Regions from separate parts of the Homo sapiens genome. Here region 2 is linked to region 1. Evidence: chromatin loops called from intact Hi-C (ENCODE). Cell type or tissue: heart right ventricle. All regions are shown on one strand.

Region 1 (8,000 bases):
GTGTGGGCATTTGCTTTTTAGAAATATTTTTAAGTGCTCCATTTTAATGCCAAGGAATAAGTCTTTTGGCAACACAAACTGGTTAATAATAGGTAATGCAGGTATATTCAGGTTAAGCCAACAATGTTTTGCATTTTTATGCTTATTTTCTGTCAACACTAATGAAGTCAACATTGCCTGAATGAATAATGAAACACATCCCTGTTTAAAAGTATGTAACTGAAAAAGAAAGAAAAAAAAATTAAAGTAGTTTAAAAAAAAAAGACTGGCTCTGAAGGGTTTGGACATGCAGAGTGGGATGGAAAATTATACTAGGATTTAGATATTATATGGGGACAGCAGAAGGAATGCAGGATCTGTGTGGGGGTAGTGGGGATTTCAGTTTGATTGACCTCCTAGGATGTGAGAAGAAAGTGAGTGAAAAATAGGGTGATTTCAAGTCTTTGAGGAAGTTGAATGATAAGCTGTGGAGTTTGTATTTTATTCTGTGAACAACAGGAAACTACTATTTTTAAAAAGAGTGCTATGATCAGAATTACTTTCTAGGAAGATTTAATCTGACAGGGCCTTCAAGTGGGTGAAATTGGCAGCTTAGTACTGGTCTGGTTAGGGGGCTATATTAATAGTCAGGAGTTAATGAGAGCCTGATCTGTACTAGTGGTACTAAGGTATTCACCAGTGAGTCAAACATCAGCCCTTCCTCAATAAGCAATAAGCCAGCACTCTAATGGGTGAAACATACAAATAAACTAATAATTACAATGTAATGAGATAAGTACTATGATAAGATTCAATTCACCAGAAATATATAACAGTTCTAAACTTGATTACATAATAAAATATCCTCAATATTTACAAACCAAAAATTATATAAATAGAACTGCAGAGAGAAATGGACAAATCCACAGTCACAGTGGAATAGTTCAAGGTAGGTTAAGCAGAGGAAATGTATGAAAGATATAGAAGATTTGAATAACACAAGTAGCTGTATTGACGTAGGCTCAGTACAGAGAAAAGTATTATTGGCTTAGAGAATAAGAGAACTAGAGAACACACATTAATGTTGTTTCTCCTTTCCCCTTACCCAAATTCTTTTTCATAGTTACCATTCTCCTACTTATCAAATGAAAGGGATACCTCTTATCCATTCAAAATTTTCTTTCTTTTTTTTTTTCTTTTTTTTTTTTTTTGAGAAGGAGTCTTGCTCTGTCGCCCAGGCTGGAGTGTGGTGGCATGATCTCGGCTCATTGCAACCTCCGCCTCCCTGTTTCAAGCGATTCTCCTGCCTCAGCCTCCCAAGTAGCTGAGACTACAGGCATGTACCACCATGCCTGGCTAATTTTTGTATTTTTAGTAGAGACAGGGCTTCACCATGCTGGCCAGGCTGGTCTCGAACTCCTGACCTCAAGTGACCCTCTCACCTTGGCCTCCCAAGGTGCTGGGATTACAGGAGTGAGCCACCGCACCCGGCCACCATTTGAAATTTTTTATGATGCTTTCTCCTGTAGTATTAAAAAACTTCAGAAGAAAAATTAAAATAGTGGTGTTGAAGAAGCCTCTTTTAATCATAGCACATATACCCTTCTAGGCCATTGTCTTTCCATGACTGATATGAATGTCTGTTAAGGATGAGACATAATATTAGAAATGGGGTAATTTCATACTTTGGGGGATAACTGAATTCACTAGTATGATACAGTTGGAGTGATGATAGTTTTTGCCTGACCACGTCACCTGTCATACTCCCACTATTACCAAACATGAGTTACACTTCAGAGAGTTTTATCAGAGCAACACTCACTTAGGTGGATGAGAAAGGGGGACAGGAAGGACTTGGCAGGGCTGGCCCAGGTACCGTAACGGTAGCCTTGTCAATCAATGGGCTGGAGTCTCTGAGAGTGGCTCTGGCAAAAAGCACTTCCTGACTAGAAACTGGGAGGAAATGACAGATGTGGCTTAACCACTAGTTACCAATAATGACGAAACAGAAGCTTGTCTAAACTATCAATAATAAAATGAAAATACATCACCTATGCAGAAGAAAAGTCTCAATTAGCTTTCTATTTTTCTCAGAGAAAATGATGTAGAAAGTCATTACCATTTGAAGTGGTGATTAAAAGTATCTAGCCAAAAACTATAGAAGTGTCATAGACATATTAATGAACATCATTGTTATATAATTTTTCTGAGTTATATGATGTTTGTAGAATTGATCTTTTAAAATTCTGTCATTTGTTGAGATTTTGTTCTCCTATTAAATATTTACTTTCTACTAAATTTTTTCCTTTTTTTCCCACTGGTTTCTCCTGAGAAAACATACCTAATTTTTTATTCATAATGTTGTATTATTTTTCTGTAAGAGGTCTGCACCTCAAATTATATAGGCTTCAAGCTGAAAAAACCCAAATCCATCCCTGGTCCTGATACCTTTTCTCTGTTGCTCTTTCTTGTTATCTGTTTTTCTTTTCTTTTCTTTTCTTTTCTTTTCTTTTCTTTTCTTTTCTTTTCTTTTCTCTTTCTTTCTTTCTTTCCTTCTTTCTTTCTTTCTTTCTTTCCTTCTTTCTTTCTTTCACAGTCTCACTCTGTCACTGAGGCTGGAGTGCGATGGCGTAATCACCGCTCACTGCAGCCTCAACTTTCTGGGCCCAAGCCATCCTCCTGCCTTAGCCATGTAAGTAGCTGAGACTACAGGTGTGTGCCACCATGCTTGGCTAATTTTTTTCTGTTTTTTATAGAGATGGGGGTCTTACTCTATTGCCTAGGCTGGTCTTGAACTCTTAGGCTCAAGCAACACACCTGCCTTGGCCCCCCAAAGTGCTGGGATTACAGGTGTGTGAGCCACTGAGTCTGGCCTGTTTCTCTTATCATAGCTTTTCATGATATCATGCTCTTAAAAACAGGATCTACACTAATATATATGAGATGTGGAACAAAATATCAAAAAATATAACCTATGATATAGTGCCCTAAATTTTAGAAAACCAGTTTTATTAAATTAAGATTAATTCCCCACTCACAGATATTAATTATCAGATGCAAAATATATGTAGTCTTTGTTCACACTCAATAGGAAAAATACAAAAATGTACAATTTTTTTTAAGTTAAGTTTTATTTATTTATTTTTTTGAGATAGGGTCTGGCTCTGTTGCCTAGGCTGGAGTGCAGTGGTGTGATCTTGGCTCACTTCAACCTCTGTCCCCTGGGCTCAAACCATCCTCCCACCTCAGCCTCCTGAGTAGCTGGGACTACAGGTGTGCACCACCATGGCCAGCTAGTTTTTGTATTTTTGGTAGAGACAGGGTTTCACCATGTCACCCAGGCTGGTTTTGAGCTCCCGAGCTCAGGCAATCCTCCTGCCTTGGCCACCCAAAGTGCTGGGATAACCGGTGTGAGCCACTGTGCCTGACCAAAAACATACAATTTCTAATTCAAGATATTATACTTATACCAGTTTCATCTGATTTTAGTGCCATAACAAGGTGAAAGACAAACTAATAGTCATTTGGTAAGTCCTGATATAATCTTTCTCATATACTTCCTAGAAACTCTGAAAATGAATGATTCAAATGACAGAGTAATAAACACATTTGTAAGTCAGATGGTTTCTAATTCATTGCTTTTATCAAAGTTTAAGCTGGCCCTAAATAGATTGTCATCTAAATAGATCATTAAAAATAATCTTTGACAATTGATCACTATATGTTATTCGGCATTTAACTTGAAAGGTTTAAAGAATTGATTGACATTGCTAACAGAATTTCCAATCTCATTTACTTATGTATAAGAACAAGGTTTTTTAGTGCTATAGGTATAAATGAAAAACAGGAATAGCTAAATCCTGACTGATTTTAGCTATAAGGTAATATTAACCCATGGACAAATAAACTTTTCAATTATCTAAACATATTAAAAATATTAAGTGGTCAACTTTTTTTGCCGAAGGATACATAAATTTTTCCAATGTCTTTTAAGGGAGCACAAGCAAAAATGTTTAGAGACAACTAATCTAGAAAAATGAATATGGAAAACTATATAAGTCAATTACGCAACACCCTTAAAGGAGACTGGCCATCTATTTTTAACTGTCCTGTTGGCAGACTTGAACAGACAGCTGTATCAAATGATGGAGGCTGCCTGAGGGTGTGGAAGAACACTATGTTGGCTGAGTTATTTTTAGTTGTGAAACTCTCTTTTCAAACCCTAATATGTAAAACAAAATACTTGAGGTGAACACTTTTATAGTTTGAAGTGGAAATAATTCCACTTAGTGCTACAGGACACAGACCACTGGAATCTACAAGCCTACACTGGCAGCAGTTCTGATCTATTTCCCTCAATGCCCTCCTTTTGTTTTTCCAGGAAACCTGTGTAGTTATTAACAGTACTTAGGAGCAAGTAAGAGTGATGGTGTGATTGATCTAGACTGCCTTGATTCTTTCTTGTTGAAGTGTCTACACTGGAGACTCCTCGTCCTCAGTTTGGAGTGTCTTTCCTGCATAACTGGGATGAAATCCCCTGTCAAGGAGGCTGGAGCACCCACAGTAGGTGATTTTTAAGGATAGGCAATCATGTTTTCTTGGTGTTACTCTTAGTAAAAAAGGGTCTATCCAAACTGACCATAACGTGAGACTCATTGCTCTTTTTATTTCTTCCCCCAACCAGTTTTCCAGGATTTGAATCTATTCAAATCTATCCAGGAGAGCGGGTTCAGTTTGGATTCTGGAATTTATTACTTATGGACTTTCTGTTGCAGTAAGCCTGGGTCTCTACAGATTAGACTTCAGTAATCAAATCTTTGAAATAACATGCAGTGACTTCTCTTGAGTGCCTATTTACCCTCAGGTGGGCTGGATTAGGGTAGGTTCCACCATACACTGCCTCATGGACTCAAAAAATCATAGTTTTCTCTCCCTTGGCTCAGTTCTGGGGCTCAGTGCTGAGCATTGGTCCCCTCTTTATGCTGTCGTAATAACTTTACTTCAGAAAACTCATTGACTTTCACTGTGACCAGCCTAAATACACACAGCCCAAGCTCCCTAACTCCAAATCTCAGAGAAAAGGGGATAGGGTCTTGATTTCTTTCCTTGCAAAAGGTCTCAAGTTCCCTTGAGTAAAATTTTCCTTCCCACAGATGTACTAAGAGGAGTTGCTGACTTTGCTAAGATGAGAATGAATTCTTAGTTATGCATCATTCTGTTTTAAATTGATTTGTATTATTTTGCAGAGCAAAAAACAACAACAAAATGAACAACTCCCCCGCCCCACCCCACCCCAACACCAAAAAACCATTCCAAGGTTATCTTCTATTTCCTTTTATTCTGGGAGCACAGTGCAGCAAAAGGAATAATGCTAACAATGATAAAACCAAGTGATGGCCGGGCACTCCCTTATCGAGGTAAAACTAGGCCCACGCTGAAGGGGGAGTGAAAGGCATGAGTTCCACTGGTATATTGGGCCCCCCTTTACTTACCTCCTCCTAGATCATATCCAACTTATGGCAAATTTATTTTTGAAAAGTTTGTAGAGTTAGTTTTAAACACATAATTTATTTCCCAAATACACTGCATCATATTCGGCAAACTTATCTTTAAATAATTCCAGTCCCTCCCCTGTCACCATTTTGTTCCCAGAGACCTCTCTCCTAGAACCCTCTTTCCTCTGCTCCACTCGGAACAGATCACTCTCTAGGCTGCCCCACAGCCGTCATGAGGGACTTCACCTGGCTGGTCTCCTGGGTTAAACTCAGTGTAACAGGATCCGAGGTGTAACACGGTGGTTGCTGAGTGAGAGTTTTCCTCTTGTCCCAGAATAAAGTACAGATGTGAGGCCCAGAGGCACTTAGTTCTCCGCACTCTAAAGAGAGCCACCAACTCAGCCTCATCAGTTGGTCAGTGGCCAAGGCGAAGTCTTGGACTCCTGCTCTTTATTGTGTTCCATGTTCCTTCCTCGGGAGCCTCAAGAACTGGGTCCTCTCCAGCTGGATATGATAAGGGCTTGTCCTTTTTTTCCTTTAGGGATTTGGGGCTTGAGGATACTGGAGGGGTGGGATTCTTCAGAGACAAAATTACTGGGGAGTGAAAGCAGTCTTGGGAGGCAGAGTTGCTCTAATGTAAAGTATGCATGTGCATGAGTGTGTGCGTGTGCACACACACATACAGATAAAGATGTGCTTGTTCTAAGAGTTAATATCGGTAAGCCTGCAAAAATTGGGAGGGAGCATCTTATTTCTTGGATGAATTCTTGCTGAGCTGCAGAACCAGTAGGTCTGCGCTGGAGCTGCAAGTATGGTAATGAAATTTTGGGGAGAGCTTGGCTTTTGTGTCCCCTGGAGTTTGGGCAAATATGAATATAGAGACTGTGCCTATTTCTTAGTCTAGAGATTTCTGAGAGAGTCTCTCTTGGTTAGCCTGGGACTGTGGGGCTTGAGGTGACTGTGGCATAGTACATCTAAAGGAAGAAAGGACAATCTCTTAATGTATTCAGTTGGGGAGGACCCAGTTCTTGAGGCTTCTCTGGAAGAAGCACGGAAGACAGGTGAAGAGGAGTAGCTCAGAACTTTTCTGGTGGCCACTCAACCAACTGATGATATACCCAATCTAGAGGAGGTGTTGTGGTCCTCAGTCTCTAACAGGCCAAAAGAAGACTGCCTTTATTTGAGTTGGTTCTCAATGACAGGTTGCTGGTAAGACTGTGCTAAGAAATATATTCTATCTAAGAAATCTATTCTATTCTATTTCTACCTGGAGACCAGTCATTGTAGTGGGAACTTGGTGGGCCAGTTTTAATCTGGAGATTAATATACTTTGGTATTGAGAACTTTTCTTGTTAATATGGAGATTAATATATTTTGGTATTGAGAAATTTTCTTGTGTTATTATTTTGAGATTATCCTTCATCTACATTTTTCTCTCTCCTTCACCCAGCTCCTACTAATCAAGTATTTGATTCTCCATTTAAGTCCTCTAAATCTCTTACTGCTTTTTCCATATATTCCATCTGCTTGTCTTTTTGTTCTGTTCATTTGAAGGTTTTTTTTCTTTCTTTCAACTTTATCTTTCATAGTTTTTGTTTAATTGTTTTCTTTTGACTCTTGTATTTTTAATTTCAAGAATTTTAAAAAATCCTTGCTGGCTGGGTGCGGTGGCTCACGCCTGTAATCCCCAGCACTTTGGGATGCTGAGAGGGGCAGATCACAAGGTAAAGAGATTGAGATCATCCTGGCCAATATGGTGAAAACCCGTCTCTACTAAAAATACAAAAAATTAGCTGGGCGTGGTGGCATGTGCCTGTAGTCCCAGATACTAGGGAGGCTGAGGCAGGAGAATCGCTTGAACCTGGGAGGCAGAGGTTGCAGTGAGCGGAGATTGTGCCACTGCACTCCAGCCTGGTGACAGAGTGAGACTCCATCTTAAAAAAATAAAAAATAAAAAAAAGTCCTTGTTTATTCCTTATTCATATTAACCTATTCTTTTTTAGTGAATATTTTCTCCTATTTCTTTGATTAAAAAAAATTTCTTTCTGTTTCTTGCAATATTTCTGTGTCTTCTGAATTCCTTTTGTCTCCTCATAAGACATTAATATGCATAGGCAGGGCTTGTGAATTAGTGACCTCTAGATCACACCACCAGGGTTCAGATGAAAGCTATTTATCCTTTGTAGGCCTCCATTTCTTCCTCTATAAAATGGGTATAATAAAATTACCCCTCTCATAGGCTTTTGAAAGATCTCAGGGAGCAGTGCACCAGGAAATGAAATTGGGCCAGTACAAAGTACTAAGGCAAGAGCATAACAAATGTGTTTGAGCAGCCACTGTTGCTGGAGAAGAATAAGAGAGAAGTAAGAGATGAAACAAGGGTCTGATTGTGTAGGGCTTTGTAGACAATTGGAAAGACTTTGGCTTTTACTAGGAGTGAAAGAGGGCACCACTAGGGCCTTTTGAACAGAGCAGTGACCTGATCTGATTTGCGTTTTAACACTGTCATTGTGGCTACTTTGTTGA
Region 2 (8,000 bases), 58 kb before region 1:
AAACAGGTTTGCATATTTTCAACAACAAAAAATGGTTTTGTTAGTGAGTCTTCAGTTCATCCTACTGGTCTTTCAATTTGAAATGAGGTATCTTACCCCAAAGTAGAAATTTATACTGATAAAAATAGACTGAGTTATATTAGAATATGTCATACAAAGTATTTAGAAGAACATTAACTGTGTTAAAAAATTATTAAGCATTGCATATGAAGCTATTAAATCCTTTAATCTACTTAAACAAAAGCTAAAGTTTTAGAGGGAAATACACTCCAACAAGCCTACCTCTTATTAAGGAACTAATGCCCAGTCTAGTAACAAAGACATTGTCCAGATCTTCACTTCCTGTGAACAGTTCAGCTACTACATATAAATTGGGTTGCAAATTCCTAGCAGCATCCAACATGTACTGTAAAAAGCACAGTGACAAATGTAACAAATAAATGTAACAGAAAGAGAAAAGCAAGATAGGAGGAAGGAAAGAGACAAAAGGAGGCATGATTTGACATAGAAAAATATGCAGCAAGATATCAAACATACCAAAACACATAGAAACAAGAGAATTTATCAAGAGAAGAAAACGGTTAAAAAGGAAGATTAGATTTTGCAAAGATATTGAGACATGAGAGAGGAAAAGAAGAAGAAAAATGTTAGTTTCATATTACTAAATGTAAATCATAACACTACAATTCTGTTAGGTTTTCTCCCTGTTTTTTGTTTGCTTATTTATTTATTTATTTATTTATTGAGACCAAGTTTCGCTCTTGTTGCCCAGGCTGGAGTGCAATGACATGATGTGAGCTCACCACAACCTCCGCCTCCCAGGTTCAAGAAATTCTCCAGCCTCAGCCTCCCGAGTAGCTGGGATTACAGGCACGCACCACCACACCCAGCTAATTTTGTATTTTTAGTAGAGATGGGGTTTCTCCATGTTGGTCAGGCTGGTTGCAAACTCCCAACCTCAGCTGATCTGCCTGCCTGAGCCTAAAAGTGTTGGGATTACAGGCGTGAGCCACCGTGCCTGGGCCTGCTTGCTTATTTTTAAAACTTTAATCAGACTTAATTTCCAGGTGGTTGACTAAATAATTATTCATAAATTCCCTGCTGGTGAATTACTTAGCTGTTGGAAAGATTAGATTTGTCTGACCAGACTGAAGCCAGTTTCTCCTACAGATGATGATAAATAACTCTTAAAAACTCTTACACCTTACAATTTCCACTTGTGTGATTTACGTTTAACACTGGTGCTATCTATCTAGCTGTTTATTATAAACACTGGTTTATAATAAAAAATCAGATTGGTTCCAAACTGTTAAACACAACATTTGCACAAAGATTAATAAAATACTTGAAACTCTATTAGCTAACAAGTAGAATCCTAGATTTTGTAATTTAAAATTAAGTAAATTAAGTTTGAACATTCTTTTCTGCCATGTAACAATCTTAGAAGCATATTTCTTTTTGCTATTGCTAAAAGCACAATAAAATAAAGCCGTCATTTTTTGGAACTAAACAATGTTCTACCAGCTTAACTAATATTCACTAAATCCCTCCAAATCAAATCAATTTTTCATCATAGGACTTGAAATATATATTATAATACTGCTTTAATATTATAGAAATAGACATTTTTTAGGTAAGCACACATTTCCAAAGAACACCTAAGTGACACTGGTCACTAGTAAGGTATCAAAAATCTTATAAGCAGTGCCACTGTAGGGTTTCTAAAAATAACAAAAAAAACTTATAAGCAGGATGAAAATTATGAGTTTAATTACAAAGATTGTATTAGATAGAAGTTAATACTATAAGTATTGGCATTGTTCAGAAGTTATTGTAAAGAGCTCAAAGAGAAATAGACAATGTTTATGTTTACACTTATAATTTTTATAAATAATAAAAATTAAATCGATGAGGCTAGACTGGCTTCAATATGCTATAATGTTAATGTTTATTTTTTATTTAATTTAATTAATTAATTTATTTTTTAGACAGAGTCTCACTCTGTCGCCAGGCTGGAGTGCAGTGGTGTGATCTCGGCTCACTGCAACCTCCACCTCCTGGGTTCAAGTGATTCTCCTGCCTCAGCCGCCCGAGTAGCTGGGACTATAGGCACACACCACTATAATGTGTAATAAGCTATTCACCTTCACAGTCACTTCTAAAATATATTGAAAGCAACCTAAAAATAACAAAAATTAACATTTTATGTATTCACAGTAGCCAATATGATTGCACTCCATATTATCAGAAACGTGATCAACTTCCCTAAATTAAAATTTTAAAATTAGCTAGTTAAATATTTTATAGCCCAGTATTCCATAACAACTGCAAAAGATTGTTAGAATTATGCTAATTATGCAATAGTGATAAATACTACCACCAAATCAATGCTTGTGTCCAACTAGCAAAAGGAAACATTTACCTGCATAGTTTACTTAAGGAAAGCTAGGAAGGAACACTGAATTTCTTTTCTTAATGTAGATAAATTGTTTTTCTGTACCTCAGCTACGTGAAGAGGTGTTGAGTGGCAGTTATCAAGACGTACTCCCTGGAAATAAGTTGCAGTTATTTCAGTGTATTTTTTCATGTGTGCCCAGAGATAAGGACAGTCCTCTGGTTTATTCCCATAGCGTAATTTAACACTGTCTCCCCAGCAAATAAGTTCTCTCCTTAGGTAAACTTCTGAACCTGTTCAGAAAAGAGATTGCTTTCAATGGTTCAAGAAATAAAATGAAAACAATTACTTCAAGGAAACACTGGTTTTTAAATTGCTTTGATCATTTCTGCCATAAATGATATATTGGTTAAATTATATCTAAAGTGGTATGAGATAATGTTTTAAAAAATTAATAATTATTTATTTCTCATAGCTATTCTGAAAAAACTCTAGCTTACAGTCTCTTCTAAAAATTTGTCCTCAATTTCAAAAACCCAAGTCGCATCATAAGGGAAAACAGAAATGTTAATATCATAGGCCTTTTAAAACCATAGTTCTACCAAAAACATTTAAAACTCCATCTCCACCCTCCTACTTATTTTCGGCAACAGGTTGTATTAGATCCATGGCATACAGCAGAATGGCTTGATTTCGTTTAGAATGGCTAGAAAAAAGAGGGCAGAGATACTTACACCCAAATTTATACTCTTAAAAAAAAGCATTAAGATTTCTGAATAAATTTTAATGTCACTAATATAGACTCCTAGTTTCGAAATGTTAAAAAATAAATATATCAATGGGCTCCTGCAACATTCTTCCTGGTAATGAAATAGCTATAGAAACACAAGACACTAAGAGTGAGGGGGGACCTAAAACCATTAGGTTCTGGTTTAATTGCCACTGAAATTCTTAATACCTCTGGCCAATGAGTGAAAATATCTCTTATGTCAATGTAATTGTAATAGCAGTGGTTTCAAACTTGTCTGTAAAAATGCAATAATATTTTGTCCAAATAAAAGCTTATGTAGACCCACAATATAGAAAACAGTACATAAAAGTTATTCTGTTTGAGAAGATAAAAGGTAGGAAGGCAAAGGAGAGGACAGAAGATGAACTTCTTTTTTTGTTGGCTCCATGTTTTCTTTCTCAAATTGTATGTATCTCTGGTACCTTTATGGTGAAATATTTAAAAACCAATAGACTAATGGGGAAGAAAATCAGTAAAGCAGATTTTATTTTGACCTTGCCATGAACTATTCTTTCCCCATCCACAGAGAAGTTAAAAATTACATACCCGGTTCAGCAAAGTTTCGAAGAGGATCATCTCCCATTACCCATCCATTGTGTGCCATCAGAAAACAAGCTTTATTTGGCAGATGAATCATAGATTCTTCCATGGAGAAGTCTATCTCTTCAAATGGGAAAGTAAAATACCTATGAAAATATAATTAAATATTAAATCCATACAAAGAAACTCCTTGGAGAGAATATAAATTTGCAATATTAAAACTAAACTTCTTTTCTAATGAATAGAATAAAATAAGTTTGATGCTATTTATAGGAAAAAAACTTCAATATAGGTCAAAAATCTTCATTAGGCTTTTTGAGTAAATCTAGCAGGATGTGAGAAATAGGGAGTTAACATGACAGCATATCTGGCTAACAGTTTAAACAATTTTTAAAACTTCATAAAATTATTTTAAAAAATCATTGAGGCAGCTGGGCATGGTGGCTCATGCCTGTAATCCTAGAACTTTCGGAGGCCGAGGCAGGGGGATTACCTGAGGTCAGGAGTTTGAGACCAGCCTGGCCAACATGGGGAAACCCCGTCTCTACTAAAACTACAAAAATTAGCTGGGCATGGTGGTGCACCTCTGTAGTCCTGGCTACTTGGGAGGCTGAGGCAGGAGAATCGCTTGAACCCTGGAGGCGGAGGTTGCAATGAGCTGAGATCGTGCCACTGCACTCCAGCCTGGGTGACAGAACAAGACTCCATCTCAAAGAAAAAAAATAAATACATAATTGAGGCATTGATGTTACTTTGCAAAGATATTTTTAAAAAAGACTCTAAGTAAAGATATGCAAAGGCTTTTACTGCACTCTAGTTGCCCAACCTATGCTTTATGTCACTTACAAAGTAAGGAGCCAGATGCTTGCTTAATTTGATTAATATTGAATTTATTACTAAGTATGCAGTCCTCCAGAAACATTAAATAATAACTATGAATTGGTTTATACTGATGACAGTTTCTCTAACAAAATATTTGCCTAACAAAATTAGTTAATATTAAGCCTATGTCCAAATCAAAACTTCTATTTCAATTTAAGAAATGTACTGAACTCACATGTTAAAGAAAACATTTAGGTTAATTTCAAAAGTTAAATACAATTTTCAGTTTTCAACCATCAATAAGAAAAAAAACAAAAATGCAACACCTGGTAACTAAAGGATGCTTTCTAGTGACAGGTCCTAGTTTTGGACCATGGCCAGCCAGTCGTTCATAAAACACATTTCCCAAAAGGCAATTAACTGCCTGAAAAACATTAAATTGTGTTAGATCATCACCATCCTCAAGACAACAAAAAAATAGTAGTAAGATGCAAGGAAAAGCAGCAGTTCAAAAATAAGTAAAACCTGTTCCTGATGATAGTTAATGAGTCGATGCTTCTCTGAATTTAATTCCTCCATTCTTTTATGAAACCAATTACAGCATTCTTCAATTGCTGCTGGCCCCTTGCTAGAGCAGATGGAGAAATGCAGATATAATATTTAATGGCTTTACAGATTCTACATTTAAAAACTTTCTAACAAAGGTCACAGAAACCTTAAATATATTCATCGGGATTTCAATTATGGCTGATGATGTTTTCCAATTGTAAAAATGTTTATATACACATATAGAAACATGGCCCACACACAGAAAAAGTGGGAAAATGTCATGTGCTGAAATAGTAGAATTACAGTGAATTACTTTATTTCATTTTCTATTAAGCGTTTTTAATAAGTAGTATGAAAATCATACTAGCCATAAAGGTTTGTAAGTAATATTATTATTTCACAGAAAAAAACACATTACATACTCATGTGGTATGAAAGTCGTTAGTGCAATGTTCATATCTACAGTACAGCCAAACCGTCTGTATTCAGGATCTTGAATAATCGTAAGGTGTTGGTTTGGATCAGACTTGGTTACTCGCCTATTTTCTAAAAGAAAGAAAAGACGATACCTTAAATGCAAATATCTACAAAGAGATTATAACTGTCACTATTTTCTAATTTTTGGCCTATAATTTTTTCACTGAAAATAAAACAAATATTTATTTCACAGGTATCCTCCTACCTCCTCCCCTTCTCATCCTGCTGTGTGCACGTGTGTGCACGTGCGTGCACGCGCAAACACACACGAGGGGTGTGGGGGAGAAAGAAACAGAGACAAAAATAACATAAAAGAAAGACACAAGGATTCCTATCAATTCAATCTCAGCCCCCACTTTTCTGCCTACATCAGCATTCACTTATTCTATTCTTTTTTTATTTTTTTATATATATATTTTATTATACTTTAAGTTCTAGGGTACATGTGCACAACTTGCAGGTTTGTTATACATGTATACATGTACCTTTTTTTTTTTTAAACACTTTAAGGACTTTAGTGGAACCCGTTTTCCTCCCCGGTGCTACCAAATATTCTAACCTCAGGAGTTCTTTTTCAAGATTGCTTTCAAAGTTTGCTTCCTGAAGTCTTATTAACAACCTGACTTTCTTTGAATTCTCTAAAAGAAGCACACAGGTTTAATACTTTTTTTCCCTTTTCATCAACCATATTCCTTAGATAATAACTTAAAAATTAAAAAGGAAATAAATGGTTTTTGGGGAAATTTTCACTCTTTTTCTGGAACTTGTTTGTAATAAAATTAAGAACTGGTACAGGATTGCCTCCATTGAACTTGATTTTATATTAACTAATTAATTTGTGTCTGGCTTATTCTAAAGAGACTTTGAAATGACTTATAAAAACACGAACAAAAAAACAAAATAATGGGTTTCATAGTGTAGTGGTTATTCACGTTAGCCTCACAAAACAGCATAAAATACAAATCAATTCTTAAAATCCAGTTTCTAAGGTTCATCTGGAAGAGTAAATATATGAAAACTGCCGCCGGGCATGGTGGCTTGCACCTGTAATCCCAGCATTTTGGGAGGCTGAGGTGGGTGGATCACCTGAGGTCAAGAGATCGAGACCAGCCTGACCAACATTGAGAAACTCCATCTCTACTAAAAATACAGAATTAGCTGGGTGTGGTGGCACATGCCTGTAATCCCAGCTACTCGGGAGGCTGAGGCAGGAGAATCGCTTGAACCCAGGAAGCGGAGGTTGTGGTGAGTGGAGATTACACCACTGCACTTTAGCCTAGGCGACAAGAGTGAAACTCTGTCTCAAAAAAAAAAAAAAAAAAGAACACTGCCAAGAAATGTTTGAAAAAGAGAAAAAGCTATGCCATCAGTATAAACTAATAATCTTTAGTATTGATAGAATAAAAGAGACGGATCAGTGGAAGAGCACAGATAACAGATGTATATTTTGTATATTACCATACACTATGAAGTATTATGGTGGTACTTCAAATCAGTATAAAAGGATGGATTTTCAACTCAATATAATTTTAAAAATACAAATCAAGTTAAATATCTTCTTTATATAATACACAAAAATAAATTTCAGGTATATTAAATATTCAAATGTAAAAATACAAATTAGAAGAAAAGAGAATGTTGATGGAAGGTCTTTTCTAAGCATGATATGAAATTGGAAGCCATCAGAGATTGAAAAGTTTGACTACATTGAAAAAAAATGTCACCATAAACAAGAGTTAAAAGATCAAGAGCATACTAGGGGATATATTTGAGGCCTGTGTAATAATCAATAATGTCGATATAAAAAAAGAGACAACTCAATAGAAAAATGAGAAGAAACATTAACAGGCAATTAATGGAAGAAATATAAATAGCTAATCAAGGTGTAAAAATATACTTCATTAATAAGCAAAGAAATGTAACTTAAAAGGCTGGGCGCGGTGGCTCACGCCTGTAATCCCAGTACTTTGGGAGGCTGAGGCAGGCAGATCACGAGGTCAAGAGATCGAGACCATCCTGGCCAACATGGTGAAACCCCGTCTCTACTAAAAATACAAAAATTAGCTGGGTGTGGTGGTGCATGCATGTAGTTTCAGCTACTTGGGAGGCTGAGGCAGGAGAATCACTTGAACCTGGGAGGCAGAGGTTGCAGTGAGCCAAGATCACACCACTGCACTCTAGCCTGGTGACAGAGTGAGACTCAGTCTCAAAAAAAAAAAAAGAAATGTAAATTAAAATAAGGTATGTTTTGCCTAATTGACAAACATGATAAAGGTTAATGATATCTAATGTTAGTGATAATATTAAGTTGGTATAACTTGCTGTGAAAATAAATTTATTATATTTGAAATCTGTATACCCTTTGACTCAATAATTCCATGTTTAACAATGTATCCTTCAGATTGACTCACATAAGCAAGTAAACAT

The links. A loop is a pair of places that touch in the nucleus more often than their neighbours do. Peaks named below come from ENCODE experiments on the same cell type or tissue, not always from the same donor. Only the 100,000 strongest peaks of a DNase experiment are listed, where the experiment ranks them.
Region 2: it touches region 1 in a loop (9-fold over the local background); 5 of 110 quality-filtered maps call a loop at or near these places.

Annotation. Positions count from the first base shown.
Region 1 is chr1:99,814,607-99,822,606 of GRCh38, reverse strand. No RefSeq gene overlaps it. Among named protein-coding and RNA genes, the nearest start is that of AGL, 32 kb to the left of the region's middle. In heart right ventricle, no CTCF peak of the experiment used is centred here; no DNase peak of the experiment used is centred here; H3K27ac peaks cover 567 bases.
Region 2 is chr1:99,872,329-99,880,328 of GRCh38, reverse strand. It overlaps AGL (amylo-alpha-1,6-glucosidase and 4-alpha-glucanotransferase), which reads right to left. Exons shown (of 34, transcript NM_000642.3): 8 at 5,519-5,642; 9 at 5,073-5,175; 10 at 4,874-4,971; 11 at 3,732-3,871; 12 at 2,501-2,688; 13 at 283-406. Among named protein-coding and RNA genes, the nearest start is that of AGL, 26 kb to the right of the region's middle. In heart right ventricle, no CTCF peak of the experiment used is centred here; no DNase peak of the experiment used is centred here.